Linked DNA regions of Homo sapiens: region 2 is linked to region 1. A link is a loop called in an ENCODE intact Hi-C map of the cell type or tissue named here. Cell type or tissue: OCI-LY7. All regions are shown on one strand. Each heading gives the region's core, and the rest is flanking DNA. Links, peaks and the distances in the headings are about the cores only. Region 1 overlaps ANKS1B (ankyrin repeat and sterile alpha motif domain containing 1B). Region 2 overlaps ANKS1B (ankyrin repeat and sterile alpha motif domain containing 1B).

Evidence for each region. Hi-C counts contacts between places; a loop is a spot of excess contacts. Peaks named below come from ENCODE experiments on the same cell type or tissue, not always from the same donor. Only the 100,000 strongest peaks of a DNase experiment are listed, where the experiment ranks them.
Region 2: it touches region 1 in a loop (3-fold over the local background); 1 of 110 quality-filtered maps calls a loop at or near these places.

What each region holds. Positions count from the first base shown.
Region 1 is chr12:99,391,995-99,396,393 of GRCh38, forward strand. All of the region lies in intron 12 of ANKS1B (ankyrin repeat and sterile alpha motif domain containing 1B), which reads right to left. Among named protein-coding and RNA genes, the nearest start is that of GARIN6, 250 kb to the right of the region's middle. In OCI-LY7, for the core only: no CTCF peak of the experiment used is centred there; DNase peaks (open chromatin) are centred at 307, 647, 1,297 and 1,997; H3K4me3 peaks cover 2,785 bases; H3K27ac peaks cover 4,000 bases.
Region 2 is chr12:99,331,333-99,335,731 of GRCh38, forward strand. The region is part of intron 12 of ANKS1B (ankyrin repeat and sterile alpha motif domain containing 1B); the gene reads right to left. Among named protein-coding and RNA genes, the nearest start is that of GARIN6, 310 kb to the right of the region's middle. In OCI-LY7, for the core only: no CTCF peak of the experiment used is centred there; a DNase peak (open chromatin) is centred at 2,109; H3K4me3 peaks cover 387 bases; H3K27ac peaks cover 1,782 bases.

The DNA.
Region 1 (4,399 bases), core at 101-4,100:
ACCAATAACTCAGCTAATATATTTAATGTATATATTTTTAGGAAAACAGGTCCCAAAGATGTAATCTCGCATCATCCTCTCTAACCCTTTACTTTCTCCATATCAGCTTGCCCCGAATCTTAGCTTGGAGTTGAGAGGTCATCTCAGCAGCCTGTTCCTGGCCTTCCTGTCGGCTGGAGGCCAAAGCCTCCCTCAGCTGCCTGTGTCCAGTGGCTGCTGTAATAATGATGTCTCAGCTTCAGGAGGTCTATTTCCAGGCCATGTGAGCTAATTAAAACACAGGCCTTCATTTGCCTTTCTGGCAATCCCTGATCAGTGTGAGAGGCCTATGCCACCCTCTCCATTCTAATTTTAGTTCTCCTCTAGTGTTTTCTCTCCTTTGCAGAAAAGCGTCCTATGCTGCTAAGCACTTACAGGCTTTTGTTTTTGTTATTTCTCCCACTTGGAAAGAAGCACTTTTCCACTTTACTCCTTTTGGGTTTTCTCCTCCCATCAGTTTTCTCCTGCAGGAGGTGATGGTTTGAAACTACTAGCAAAACTGAAGATAATTAGTTACCCAAGGTAGTTGACTTGCTTAGCAGGTGCCCTTGAGAAAGTGCTAATGCACAAAATTCTTCATGTGGAAACAACTTTTTGGACACAGCTTTCTATAAAGATAGAGAACACCTGTTATCACTGGCGATGCTCAGCTTCTTTTCCCCCAGCAATTCACAACACAACTATCCAGAGTTCAGAACTCATAAATTCACTCACAATAGGCTGAGATGCTATTTTTCGGTCTTTTAAAACGGATACTCTTTACTTCTGATAAGCATAAAATTATCACATGGCTTCCTCCCACCCTACCCTCCCTCACTGAAAAAAAATCATTATCTCAACTATCTACTCTACATATCTACTTGAATATCCAACAGATTTTCAAATTAAAATGTTCAAAACTGAGATTTCCCCATCTCCACTAATATCAGCTCCATCTTTCCAAAGGTCAAAACACCAAATATCTTTGAATTACAACTTTGGTCCCTTTTATTTTCTTATATCCTACCTCCAATTCATCCAAATATATATGTAGATAGATTGATAGATCAATCGATAGACAGATGATAGATAGATAGATAGATAGATAGATAGATAGACAGATAGATCTACCTTTAACATAGATCCAGAATTCTACCACTCCTCACCACCTCTATTTAAAAAAAACTGTTACCCGAGGAAAGAAGAACACACTGGCAACCATTAAGGGGACCCAAGAGATTGAAATATCTTAGCAGATGGGTTCTCAGGTCATTCAAAGGTTTCACATGAGAATGAGACACATAGTGGCCATGTGCAGAGAGAGCCCCTTAGGGAAGTGGCCTTGAATGAAACACCTCTCTTAGGGAGACTTTGGCAGCCAGGGAATGACATGAGGAGCCTTGGCACCTCAAGGAAGAGTGGGACAAAGTATAGAAGAAGTGAACTCAGATAAAGGTGATCTATATTACAATGTGTTAAACAAATGGAAAGATTAAATATTATGAACGCAGTGAATGTTATGTCTTTAGAAGTATCAAACATTTCTTCCAGGAAATTGTTGTACTGATTTAATTGCAGTATTTAAGAATATGTTGATGGAGGAGAGGCTAACTCAGCTGCTCAGTCCCATGGTCTTAAGACAATTGCTGATAATTATAATCATTCCTAGTTCCTTGTGCATCCCATTCTTTGAATCCAACAATTATTCCAACCCTCTTCTTTAATACCTTGACTCCAGCAATACTTTGACCCCACTGGAATCTCCAGTCCTAAGATCTTATTGATTTTTCAGTGTTAATTATCTCCTTGTTCTCTTTCACTTCCCTCTTCATCTTGAAGTCTATGGTTAAATATTACACTCCCTTGCATTTATATTTCCTTGCTCTTCAATCACTTCAATATACCAATTTAGCAAAACCACAACCTATGTAAAATTCAACTCTCCAAATACTCTGCACCTGCATCCTCCAGCTGACATAGGCTGGAGAAAAACACAGAACCACATTGGATAGTCTAATTCTAAATGCATGAACACAGACTTTAAATAGGCCTTTAATGCTGCCAGGTGATCACATCATATACCTCCTTTGTCCACTCACTGTTTCTTCTAAACAACTATTTCACACTGTTCTCTCTTTCCTCAAACTCTACATTTCCTTCTCTGTCTTTGGTTTCAATTGAAGCTGCTGCTCTCTACTTTGTAGAAAAACTGAAAACTATCAGAACAGATCTTCCCCAGATTCCCACCACATGGATCTCCTGCCAGTATTTGCACCCACAACCAAAACATCTGTTCATGCTCCTGTCCAAAACCAGTCTCTCCACTTGGTTAATAATAGAATTCATCATCCCCTCTTTCTCCTCCATCGTAACTTAAAAATTCCCCTGTGAAGAAATTCCTTCAAGGGTAGTCTATCATTACTCTAAGTCCTCTCCTCCCTTTCTCCCTTAAAACCACCACATGAGGCTCTATCATTTCCAACCAAATTGCTCTTGTCAAGGTCAGCAGTGACCCCCCCACCCCCAATATTGTTAAATCCATGAACCTATTCTAACTTAGTCCTCATCCTACTTAACTTATCAGCTATATTTGACAGAGTTGATCCCTCTTTCCTTCTTAATAACTTTCTTCACCTGACTTCAGAACAAGACACTCACCAAAAGATTTCCTTCTATCTCACAGGTTGCTCCTTATCAGCTTCCCTTGCTGGTGCTGCCTTTCATTCCATCCTTCCTCAAGCTCAGTTATTGGTCTTCTTCCTCTACACACGCTGCATATCATCTGTATAATGACGACGTTCACATCTATACCTGCAGACTGGACCTTCTGCTGCCTACTTGACACATCTATTCAGATATTCAGTAGGCATCTCAAAATTAACTCCTGGTATTTCTCACTGTTTACCAAACCTTCTCTTCCCCAAATCTCTTGTGTGTCAAACGATAGGAAATTCATTCTTACAGTTGTTAAGGAGAAAGGTCTTGGAGTCATCCTTAATTCTTCTCATTTTCTCATATACCATGTCCACTCCACCATGAAATTCCATTGGATCTGCCTTAAAAATATGTCCAACATCTCTCCATTTCTCTCTAACTCTGCTGATTCACCTGTGATCTTAGCTGCTTTCCCTCTCTTACTGCAATGCTACAATTGCCTTCTAACTGGCTTTCCTGCATCCACCCTTGTTCCCTCTCCCCATCCATGATCGACATTATAGCCAGATTAATCCTCATAAAATAGAAGTTAGATCATGTGACTTTTCTTCTGAAAGAACTGAATAGGCTCTAAGAAAAATCACTCTGGGTTAAAGCCAAAGTCCTGAAATGGCTTATTAGGGCCTTACATAATCTATCCCTCACCCTCTCTTCTTACCTACAAATATTCTACATTTCAAGGAAGAGCATCCACCTTTCACTCATCAGCTTAAGCTAGAAACTTTAGAGCCCTCCTTGAAATATTTCCCCTCATCTTTGCACATCCAATTACCATGACCTGTTAATTACTCTTTCCTTGTATCTCTTAAACCAATTTACATTTTCCCTTTGCTATGAAACTATTTCTCCCCTTCTCCAATGTCATTTCATCTCAAATCTACTACATATTAATACTAGAGTGAACTTTCTAGTTAAATGTGAACCTATTTATATCATTCCCCAGACTGTATAACACCAAAGCTTTTTAATTCTAACAACCTTTTTTGATGATTCACAAGTTGAAGCTTTAATCACAATTCAAGCTACTTTTTAAATGGCCCTCTGTTATAATAAATTCATTGGTTCACTTAAAAGTGTTTTGCAGCATACGATTTATTTTTGAAGATGTATTAGTCTTTGTTCTGTTAAATGCCATTTTGGTCAAGATTAATTTTTTGTGTATGCAATCATTTATAAAATGAAATGTAGATTAATCAGTAAATTTAAATTATACTTCTAAGTCAAGAAAAGGTCAGCTATCTCGGCATAAGCTTGGTCAGCTACCTTGGCATACCTTGTACAGACTTACAACAGGCCCCCCTATCTTAAAGCTACTACAGATTTCAAATAATAGTATTAAAAACAAAAATAATATTAAGCAATAACTGTGATAATATTAAAGAATAATATTAGTTGCCAAGGTTTACAAAATGTATTAACATAAACTCATTTATTACTACAAATACCTAAAGAGTAGATATTATTTCCACTTTCAGAGGAGCAAATTAAATGTCAGAAAAGTTAAAGGTTTTGATGGAAAATATCTAGCAAATCAGTGATGGAACTGACTCTTCAACTCATTCTCTTTATATACCCAGTGGCAATGTCTGTAAAGCATAACAAATTAAATATGTGTAAGCTAATAAAATGCTACTTTTGCAAGTACAAATGCCTTCCTTACAAGTTT
Region 2 (4,399 bases), core at 146-4,145, 61 kb before region 1:
CACCTTAAAATGGCATCTCTAATTATAAGTCGACAGTAGCAAAGCATTGGCAGTTTCCATGATATTACATGCTTTACAACCTCCTGCAGCTGCCAGCCAAATCTCCGTTTCTCTTCTACATTTGCTTTTCCTTCATGACATTTAATCAGTCAACAATATGAACGCTGGAGTTCTCCTAAGCCACCCTACAGTTTAAAATCCTGACTACTTCATGTTCTTCTGAAAGTGGGGCGGGGAGAGCAGCAAGTCTTTCAGAATGAGATCTGTACTTATCGATCACAGCATCAGCAGGGAAATTGGCCTTTGTAGGGGTGAATGTGGTTCGTTCACTGAGAAAGGAAAAACTATTTTGGGTTAAAATGAAGGCAAAACAATTCAGGCAGCTGAAGAGGCTTCTGAAAACTGGAAAGATGGAATTTCCAGGGTTTGGGCAATGAGGCAGAGACTAAATTTATGGAAAGCAGACAGGAGAACAACTTCAGGTTAGTCTAAAAAAGGAATCTGGAGAGAGCTTATGTAGAGAAAAATCACACAGACTGAATCATACGTGGGGAATGAATAGAGGGAAAACCTGACTCTGGGAGCTGCGATTATAGAGGAAATAAAGGCAGTAAAGATTAAATATCAGTCCCTAACACTGCCTCAAAAAAGCCTGACAATATATTCACAGCTGGGTATAACCTCTGCAGGCACCACTAAGTAGTCCTTCCGTTCTATTGAGTTCCTTCCACAGTTTGTTCCTCCCTTAAACCTCTCATGAGAAATCCTTTCCCTCGATATGCTGTATAGCGTGTTAAAGTGTAGTCTGAGGACCAGCAGCATTGGCATCTCCTAGGAGCTTATTAGAAGTGCAGAATTATGGCTCCACTCAAATCTACTGAAACTGAACACAATTTTTCCAAGATCGTAGATGATTCATGCGCACATTAAAGTTTGAGAAGCACTGATCTACAACATATACGATGTGCTGTCTAAGACTTTTTTACTGCATATCAAAACATAGGCAGATAGATTACAACTGTACATCATTTATTCATTCTCTTAACAAATACTCACTAAACACAGGCCCTATTCTCAAGGAGTTGGCACTTTGCTACCAGTTATTGAACTCCCTTCCGTTCTCTGCATTGTGTGAGGTGTCAGGGCTAGAAGGATAAATATGGCATTGTCCCTGCCCTTAATTAGATCATAGATATGTTAGGAAATAGTTAATGCAAAAAAGTGTCATGGTTTTAATGCTAAAAACGTGTACCTGGCACTGGGATTACAGGAGAACAAGTATTGGAGACATATAAGGAAGGTGGTGATCAAGGTTTTTAGAAATGGAAAAGTTTTTATAGAGGTGAGCTGAGCTTTCAAAAAAAAAAAAGCTTTTTTTCTTTTTTCCAGGTGGACCATGGGGCATTGTGGGCAGGATGAAGGAAGGGTTAGAAAGAAGGGTGTACAAGGGAGAGGAAACAATCTTAACAAAGGCTCAAGGGCAAGAAACAGGTTGGCCTATTCAGAGAACTTTAAGTAATTCCATATGGCTGGATGATAGGTTTTGAGGAGGGTGGATTGGGGTCTGGTGGTCAGAGATAAGGCTGGAGAGCTTGACAGGGGCCAGATTTAGGGGGCTGTATTGTAGCCTAAGCACTTTGGGATTGATCCTACAGAGCAGCAATAAGAAGTCACTGAAGGTTTTCCAGTAAGGCAATAACAAGATCACGTTTGTGTTTTAGAAACATCACTCTGGAGGATGTTTGGGGAATGGTGATTAGCCAATTTGGCTGAAGCACAAAGTACACAGAGAAAAGTAAAGGCAGATAAGGCTGGAAATGTAAATTTGGATCCAGATCATAGAGGATACTGACTGCCATGCTTTGTACTTTGTAGGCAGTGGGGAGACACTGAAATTTTCTGAGCAAGAGAATGCTTTAGACTGGGAAGAGACTAAAGACAGAAGGCCAGTTAGAAAGTTATTGCAATAATTTAGGCAAGAGGTAATAAGAACCTGATGACTCTGAGAATAGAAATTAACAGATAGATTCAAGAAGCAGGTGCACAATTATAAGCACAGTTTCATTACTCATTTTAGGATACCACAATTTCATACATAAATCAGATCTTTATAAATGTCTTCATTTTCACATCCTAATATAGCATTTACTTCTGTACCAATCACTGGGTGAGATACTCTTAACGTTCTTTGGGTCACCAAGGAAAAAATCTCCTTCCTGTTGATTTAGTTTGCAGGTCCCTGTCTCAGTTCCATGTGGAAGCCGCTGCATGCCTCTAAGTCACCCAAACCCAAAATAAAAATTTTGTTACAGAATTGTTCTCTATTTGCCTCTTTGGTTGTTTCTCAACCCTGAATATGTTCCTAGGAAGGCTTCTTGGTTATTCTTTATTCACTTTCAAGAAAATAGCCTTCCCTTTTCCCATCTCCAGCCCCTTTTCTAGTCCCACATTTTTTTCACTTAGAAGCACTGATTCCACTAGGTGGTAGGTAGGGAGATCAAAGTCACATTTCCAGTTCTCAGTTTTTTTTTTTTTTTTTTTTTAACAATGTGAGTAAGTTGTAGGGTAGGTACATGTTGATCGCATTTCATATACCTCAACTGCTGCCAGATTGGTTTTTTGTATGATTTATGGTTATGGAGCTTTATGGCTGGTGTGAGGTTATTTTGAATTTATTTAGAAAGCTCTTTCAAGTGTTTCAGTTTCACATCATAGAATATTTATAATTCTGGGTCAGGCATCATGTTTAGCTTGACTTCCAAGATACAGAATTCCAAACAGCCATTTGCTCCTCTAAATAGATAGATAGATAGATAGATAGACAGACAGACAGACAGACAGACAGACAGATAGATAGATACATAGATACATAGATACATAGATACATAGAAAGATAGAAGCACAGTATATCTGTTTCCTGTACATCAATTTTCCTGGTACTGGATGGCTTCATTCTTTCTAATTCAAGACCCACCAGGCCTCGAGAATGATTAGAAACATTCATGCTTTAATATTAATACTTACAAAATCTCCCTGTTCTTATCTGAGCTTTGCATTTTTGTTAAGATGCTTAGCCAGAATGGAAGCTGCCCACACAATGCTTGTATAAAAATTATACTTGCTCAATAATATTCATATCTCCACCCACTCTTGAGTGGAACAGAACAAGCATTATGATATGCATGTACACATTTGCATAAAAATATACCATACACAAATTCAAGTTTGCATGCCCAGTTCCAAATGCACACCACCATAGAAATGCACATTTGAAAAAGCATGCAATCTCAATGTCCAGACGTTTTCCTCCCTAGAGAGTGATTTTTTTCCTAAAATGAAAGAATAATAATAGCCTTAATTTATGTAGTACATTTTTTTCCATTCTCCTCCCTTTACAAGAGATGAGTCAATTATTTTATGAGCAACTTAAAAAAGCATAAATTTTTTCTTCCTTTACGTATGGAGTAAGGCAAGGTGTCCCAGGAGACTAGTTCCTCATGCAAATTCAAGGGTGAAGTGAAATTTGTCAATATATTCTTCCTTTTATGACAGTCTTTCCTTCTCTTACAGCTACCTCAATTCTTTGCCAGCCAGCTGAGAGATCTCTATTGAAGAAATCTCTTGGCTAATCTCCCAGTTTCCCATCTCTTACTACAAAAGGTTTCAATTCACAAAACACAGGCTGACACAATCCTATTGAGTCCTCGCGATGGTCTTGCAATTTTGTAAACTCATAGAGCAGATGTTATATTTATTTAACAAACATATTTTCCACTTCTAAGAGTTCTTTCTTTTTTCTATTTACGTGTTGTATTTTTATTTCTTCCTAGTTTTCTTCTTCAGTTTTAATTTTTTAAGCTTTTAAAATTTTTTTCATTTTTAATTTTCATGGGTACATAGTAGATGTATATATTTATGGGGTACATAAGATATTTTGATACAGGCATATAATGTGTAATAATCACATCACAGTAAATGAGGTATCCCTAATCTCAAGCATTTATTATTTCTTTGTATTATGAACATTCCAATTATATTGTTTTAGTTACTTTTAAGTATACAATAAATTACTGTTGACTATAGTCACCCTGTTTTGCTATCAAATACTAGATCCTATTCATTCTATTTTTTTTAACCCATTAGCCATCCCTGCTCCCACCTGGTTCCCAGCTACCCTTCCCAGCCTCTAGTAACCACCATTTTATTATCTCCATGAGTTCAATTGTTTTAATTTTTAGCTCCCATAAATAAATGAGAACATGCAAGGTTAATCTTTCTGTGCCTGGCTTATTTCTATTAACATAATGTCCTCCAGTCCCATCCATATTGTTGCAAATGACAGGATCTTATTATTTTTATGGCTGAATAGTACTCCATTGTGTATAAGTGCCACATTTTC